Linked DNA regions of Mus musculus: region 1 is linked to region 2. A link is a contact called in ENCODE Hi-C or POLR2A ChIA-PET data. All regions are on one chromosome and are shown on one strand. Each heading gives the region's core, a stretch centred on a gene start or an enhancer-like site at or near the end of the contact. The rest is flanking DNA. Distances are from core to core; before and after follow the strand shown. Region 1 holds the start of Nfx1 (nuclear transcription factor, X-box binding 1). Region 2 holds the start of Smim27 (small integral membrane protein 27).

Region 1 (3,371 bases), core at 447-2,946, 700 kb after region 2:
GAGGTGTCTGCTGCTGAGAACTAAGCCAGGGCTCTGTTCCATCAGGAACTTCTGGTCAGAGATAATGATCATTTGGGTTTTTAGGCTGGTTAACTTTGGCGTTAATGATAAATTGCTATCTTCATTTGACTTTGTTAAACATTATACATTGGCCTTTGCTGTGCTCCGAGGTTCTGGAGTACGATGTCATTTGAAAATAAGTAGTGTGTAGCCTACTAAATTCCAAAGATGCCAATTGACTCTGCAACTTGCCCACAAACGTCTGTTCTCTCCCCTCCACTCCCTCCTCTTGTCTCTCTCATCATCATCATCTCACTACTGCAGGTAGTACAAATACAACGGTTTCGTGTCTCACCTTTCTGAGGCCGATTTTCAAATATAATTCCTGAAGGATTCCTAAATGTGCTCGGTTAGGGGCAGGCTAAGCCACCCAGTCGAAGGCTTCTTAGTCTGTAGATATTAGAAAGAAGTGCAGAAGCCCTGTAACCAAAATGGTCACATCGTGGAGAATGTTTGAGACAGTGTTGTACTGTTGCTCTGGCTAGCCTGGAACTCACTATGTAGATCAGACTAGCCTCAGACTCACAGAGAACTACTGTCTCTGCTGCCAGAGTGCTGGAATTAAAGTCTAAGTCACCACACCTCACCTTGGAAGATTATATTTTACTATAAAAGAGGCTGAGACAGAGAAGATCCTACTGCAAGGCCCGTGCCAAGGTACAACCTTGAGAAATTACGTCATGCAAACAAGACCTGAAGTAAAAGTGGTTTATTGGGAGAAGAGGAGTGAGGGCCTAGGAAAGGAATAGAGGCAGACAAGTAGGCATGGAGCCAGTCAGACAGACAGGAGCAAAGCCATGGGGCAGAGAGAAGGGGACCGGACGCTGACAATAGACAGCTGCTGGGTGGCGGGGGGGGGGAGGGGGGGGACGCTTGGGGGCGTCTCTTTAGACGCAGCACACACCTATCACACACGGTGGAGGCAGGTCTAAGTGGTTGCTAGGGTCCTGGGGGCAGGCCAGCAGAATGCCTGAATACCAACAGGGGCTACATCAGGACACCCTTTCCCCACTCTCCCCCCCCCTCCAAAAAAAAAAAAAACACAGTAACTTCAAACTGTCTACCTCAGTTGGTGTTCATTTGTATTTGTTACTTGCCTACCGGTTTGTGGCTCATTTGCTATTAGTCCTTTAGATACTGTGTTTCGTTTTACACAGACAGGGATAGGTAGCCCAGGACCTGGAACTCACTACATCCCACTCCCATCCCACCCCCGATCCAGCCTCCCAGGTCCTGAAGTCGTGGGCTACCTAACCCTTGGCAGGTAACCTTTTATTGTTTTGCAGTCTTTTCCTCCACAATGCCCTTTGATTACTACAGCGCCCCCCCCCCCCTCGTCGCCTGCGTGAGCCGCTCCAGGCCGCCTCTTAGCTGAAGGTCATTTGAAGCCGGGCGGATGGCAGGACTTGACAAAAAGGCGTAGCAGCTGGAGAACCCAGCAGCTCTCGAAAAGCAATTACGCAAGTTGGGGGCAGTAGATCCTGCGGTCCGGGTGGGTCTCCTCCAGCCACTCGTGTCCCCCCCGCAAACCCCGCTTGCACCCGGGCCGGCGCATTTGTCTGACGTCCCAAATGCGCCATTTCACTGTGTGCTCAGGTAGCACCACCCCCTTGGCTGTCCCCGGGCGCGTAGGAGCGACTAGTCTCTCGGCGCCGGAAATCCGGGACACGTGACCAGGTGACAGCCTTCGCTCGGTGGCGGGGCTCGCTTGAGGTGCTGCGGCACGGGATGGCGGAGGCGCCTCCGGTCTCAGGTACTGTCCCGTTTCCCGCGCGGGACCCCTAGGGTCTAGCAGTCTAGTCCGAAGGGTGCGGGCCATTGCGGTGGCAAGTGGGGTGCGTGCTGCGCGGGGACAGTGGCTCGCGAGGGCCAAGCCACGCGCGCTGCACGTACGGAACCCTCCTCCATCTTCCACGGGATGGGGAGGCTCGGCCCCTGGGTTTCCGAGGAGAGCGGGCGGGTCCCGGCGCCAAGGGAGCGGACGTGGGCCTCTGGCGCCCCCCGCGGGGCTCCTTCCGGCCTTCCCGAGGCCGCGCGGAGCAGAGTCCGGCGGGCGGGCGGGCGGGCGGACGGCCGGCCGGCCGGGCGTAGGCGACTCTCCGTAGCGGGCCCTGGAGGCCAGCGAGTTTGCGCGCTGTGCTAGGGGTGTGTTCTTTACCTCTCGGAGTGGCGGGTTCCGCGCGCGCGGGCCAGCCAGCCAGCGGGCCCAGTCCTGAGGGGGTGTGAAATCCCATATTGAGGTGCGTGACGTGATCCAGTCTCAGTTACCTCATCTGTCAGCCTGGAGTAGTAAGCTAATTCCCAGACCCTCCCTGTTCTCTCCCTGATTGTTGGCTCACTCTCCCTCCTGGAGCTACCCCTGTGGTAGAGACAGCCTCATTTGACTGTTCGTATAAGCTATTTCCATTTTCTTCAAGGTGTATTGGTCAATCCGGGCTTTCAAATTTTGTGGACAGCAAAAAAAAAAAAAAAAAAAAAAAAAAAAAAAAGGAACGTTTTGCATGGGGTATTAGTACACATTTACCTAAATGTAAATGTGAACCGAGAAGCTGGGGCGCTAGTTCAAGTGTTTAAGAACAGTAGCTCCTCAACAGAGCAGTCACGTTCGCTTGCACAACCACCTGGAAAGCTGTGCGATCTGACGCCCTCTTCTGGCCACGGAGGGCATCAGCAAACACGTGGCATATATCCCGTCCCTGTCCCCCCAAAGCACCCTTGCTAAAACAGGAACACAAGATTAAAAGAAAAGTTTTTTTGTTTTTAAAGTAAACCAAATGTTTCAGTGCTATCAGACATGGTAGCGCACATCTTTAATCCCAGCCCTCGGGAGGGCGAAACAGGAGGATCTTTCGAGTTGGAGTCCAGCCTGGTTTACATAGTTGCAGACCATCCAGGGTTACATAGTGAGATCCTGTCTGGGAAGATGGGGTTGGAGGCCGAGAAGCAGAGGTTTCTTTTACTCTCAACAACATACTCTTAACATTACTATTAAGAAGAAGACCACGATGACGACTTGTCACAACCCACTGTGTAGATTTGACATAATGGCCTGCTCTTCCTGAAAATCACAGCAATGTCCAACATTGGCTTGAATTACAATTGCACTTCTGACAGATTGATGGGCCACTATTAGGATGTGCCTGTACAGGTCATGTTCTTTTCCCTGTCTCAGTTTAAAGAGTGCAAGAACACATTGCATTGGTGTGCCCCAGTCTTGACTTGAATGTAAAAATCTTCTTGGAGAGTGGAGAACTTAGGCAGATACGTTGTCACTCCCCTCCAGGCCTTCACTGGCCCTCTAAACCGAATCT
Region 2 (3,150 bases), core at 101-2,600:
TGGAAGAAGGCCCAGACCACAGGGCTGCTCCAGGGCCTACTGGAACCCCTCACCCATTGTTCCCGGCCGACTCACCTCCGAGGACGCGGTGGCAGGAACCGCTGGGCCGTTGGAAGCCAGCTCCCGCCGGCTCAGTAAGCTCGGCCGGTGGCGGCAGGATCCGCGAAGGCGTACCCGGCGGCTTCGGCGCCTCCCCTCCTCGGCAGGCACCAGAGGGGGCGCTTCACCCTCCTCGCGAGACAGCGGAGACCCCGGTGGCGGCGGCTGCGACCCCTATGACGTAGAACGTTCATCACCCACAGGCAGTTTGGAGGCGGAGAGAAGGCGAGACCAACCCCCCGAGCCCGCGCAGCAAAACACCGCTCCTCCACCCCCTTCCCCCGAGCTCTGGGCGCATGCGCCAAACCGCTGCCGCACGCAGGAGGCGGGACGTTACGGCACAGACCCCGGACCCTGCCCTGCCCCCACCGCGGGGGGGCACAGCACAAACTCCACAATCACAACCAAATATGCAGAAAGGCTGCCTCAGTATCAGTGGAACCTCACAAACTTCAACAAGTTGTTAGGATTCTCTATGGTGCCACGGGAACTGGACTGAGCTCCCAGAGCACCCTGGTCCTTCCGTCTATTTCAGCTGGGTTGACCATCAGGCATTTCTTTTACCCCGCCATAACTCCCTGCGGCCCGCTTCCCTCTTTCCACTCTCGGAAATCTACACTAAAAATGTATCTGACACATCTGCGCCCAAAGCCGAGCGGCCCAGCCTCTGCCGGCCAGGCTTCCACTCTGCACACCACCAGCATCCTGATAGTTGGCCTGCCAAGCTGCCTTTCTCGGGACTTAGTATTTCAAACTTGCTGCAGTCCCAAGCATTCGACAAACTGCCCGTCAACACTTGTTGGCCGGCAGATCCACCATGCGGGCTACCTGTACAACATATTTGAAAAGATTTCCAGCCATCAGCGATAATATTCTGTTTGTTCTTGGTGAACGGCTCAACTAACAGTTCCCAACGATGTTTTTGTTACGTAAAAGATGTTTAAGTCAAGCATAAACATATGAAGGTCTATCCGCATTTGGTGGAAACCGATGTGGGTGTGGGACGGCAACTTTGATTCTTCCACCGTGGACTATTTTCCAATAAACTTTTATATGCACACGATGGCACACTATCTTGTATTAATACCGCACTGCAAATGCAGGATAAAGCAGTTAAGGAATTCCTATGTGAGCGCAAAAAAGGCGCGATCTTCACATTTTCTCTTTTATTCCCTCTGCTGCCTGAAAGGCGGGCTAGGCCCGGATCACGTGATGTGTTCCAACTCCGGGCGGAAGCCCGCGGGAGCGCGCAGAGTCCCGCTGAAAAATGGCTGCTGCATCGGGGTGCAATGCGCCCGCGAGCAGGCTGTAGGGCCCTTGCCACCCCGTCCCCGCTGCTCCCTTACCATGAGGCCGATGAGTCGCCGAAGCCTGGACTGGACTTACTCCCTGGTAGGTACCGAGCAGAGCGGAGCTCCAGAGCGCACCATGGCAGGGCCCGCGAGCCGAAGGTAGACTGTTGGCTCGCAGCTTGGAACTCCAGAACCCATTCCTAAATTGAGCGTTCACGCCCTGCCCTCGGCTCCGCCTCTTCCTGGAGGACACGCTTTTCCGCCTCTGACGTCAGGGGTTGCAGGCCTGCTTGCCTCTGGGCTGCACTGTGTTAGAGGCATGTGATGCCTTTCCACCTGTAGCTGCTTGCTCGGGCTACACAGGGAAAGGACCCGGCACATTGATTTCTTCTTTTTGCTTTTCCTCCCCTCCTTTTAGTTGCTCCTTGCAATCGTCTTGCTCTCTTGGGGATTCGTCATCTATGCATCGACTGTAGCTGCACGACGACAACTACAGAAGGAGTTTCCAGACAAGTTCTTCTGAACGAACTTTTGTAATTCTTAGCAAACACTTCTTTTCTTCAGATGGCACCTATGTAGACTCAAAGTAAAATTCACAATACAAATTTGCGTGTGGCCTTTTGTGATAAGCGTTAACATGCCAATTTTTCAAAATGATCGGACAACACCCCCCCCCCCCTTTTTTTTTTTTCGAGACAGGGTTTCTCTGTATAGCCCTGGCTGTCCTGGAACTCACTTTGTAGACCAGGCTGACCTTGAACTCAGAAATCCGCCTGCCTCTGCCTCCCGAGTGCTGGGAGTAAAGGCGTGCGCCCCCACGCCCGGCTCTATTTTGTATCAGGTCATAGCTTTTCATTCTAGTGCTCAAACACTTCACATCCTCATGTCAAATCAGTATGTAAACAACACTGTGACTAAAATGTGTTTTGCATCCTGTTTATCAAAATGGACAGAAAAAAGTAGCTAATAGCTCTGTTTAGTATTTGTCTTTTTACTGTTAGTCTCAAATCATAGAACCTTTGGACAGTAACACGGACAGTGATAACACTCTGAGAATAAGCTTTATTAATTACTTTTCCAGGAAACAGATTCAGTAAATACAGCACTTTAGGAACATACTTGTGCTGTTACACAAGTCTGTTAAGTTTTTAAGGACTCTTCAATGATGTTGATCAGGAAAATCTCTCATTGGTGGAATTACTTCTCCAGTCTCCAGAATTGTATCACCCTAGGGAAAACAGGAAGTGTTTAATAGAGATTTTTCACCAAATATACATTTCATTGTAAATATTCCAACATTTGCTCAACACAATAAATGACTATAAAGATACTTTCTTTACATTTGTTAAATTTAAGCCAGGTCTGATGGTGAATTAATCCCAGTGCTCTAGAGGTAGAGGCAGGCAGATCTCTAGTTTGAAGCTAGCTGGTCTACATAGCAAGTTTCAGGGCAGACAAGACTACATAGATCGACCCTGTCTTAAAACAAACAAAAAAACAACAAAAAGAATCCCCAAAAAAGGCCATTAAAATTATTTTGCATTTTACCTAAAACATTTCAATTTAGGTGCTAATTTTTTACTTGTACTGATTTGTAAATGAAGCTAAAAAAGATTAATCAAACTATTACATGAGGACTTAAAAATTAAAAGGCATACTAAAGTGCATATTTAGACGGTAGACTGTAGTTCTGAAGCATGGATATACTTGTGAGACTATCTATCTCCACAATCAAGGTAATGACATCCTTCTGATTACA

Evidence for each region. A loop is a pair of places that touch in the nucleus more often than their neighbours do. ChIA-PET counts read pairs that join two places held with the same protein, here RNA polymerase II (POLR2A).
Region 1: a map of T-helper 2 cell shows a loop between it and region 2 (4-fold over the local background). The contact joins the promoter of Nfx1 here to the promoter of Smim27 in region 2. A Hi-C loop is called at or near these places in 1 of 37 maps with a recorded cell type or tissue (T-helper 2 cell). POLR2A ChIA-PET finds 5 or more read pairs at or near these places in 1 of 5 experiments (embryonic stem cell).

The regions. Positions count from the first base shown.
Region 1 is chr4:40,969,247-40,972,617 of GRCm38, forward strand. Nfx1 (nuclear transcription factor, X-box binding 1) reads left to right here and starts at 1,697. Exons shown (of 24, transcript NM_023739.3): 1 at 1,697-1,813. The coding sequence starts at 1,789. It overlaps Gm52692 (a long non-coding RNA gene), which reads right to left and starts at 913. Exons shown (of 2, transcript XR_003955193.1): 1 at 356-913.
Region 2 is chr4:40,268,229-40,271,378 of GRCm38, forward strand. It overlaps Smim27 (small integral membrane protein 27), which reads left to right and starts at 1,351. Exons shown (of 2, transcript NM_001349093.1): 1 at 1,351-1,491; 2 at 1,810-2,000. The coding sequence starts at 1,447. The coding sequence ends at 1,914. It overlaps Topors (topoisomerase I binding, arginine/serine-rich), which reads right to left and starts at 1,613. Exons shown (of 3, transcript NM_134097.3): 1 at 1,446-1,613; 2 at 76-273. The coding sequence starts at 1,448. It overlaps Ndufb6 (NADH:ubiquinone oxidoreductase subunit B6), which reads right to left. Exons shown (of 4, transcript NM_001033305.3): 4 at 2,363-2,619. The coding sequence ends at 2,551.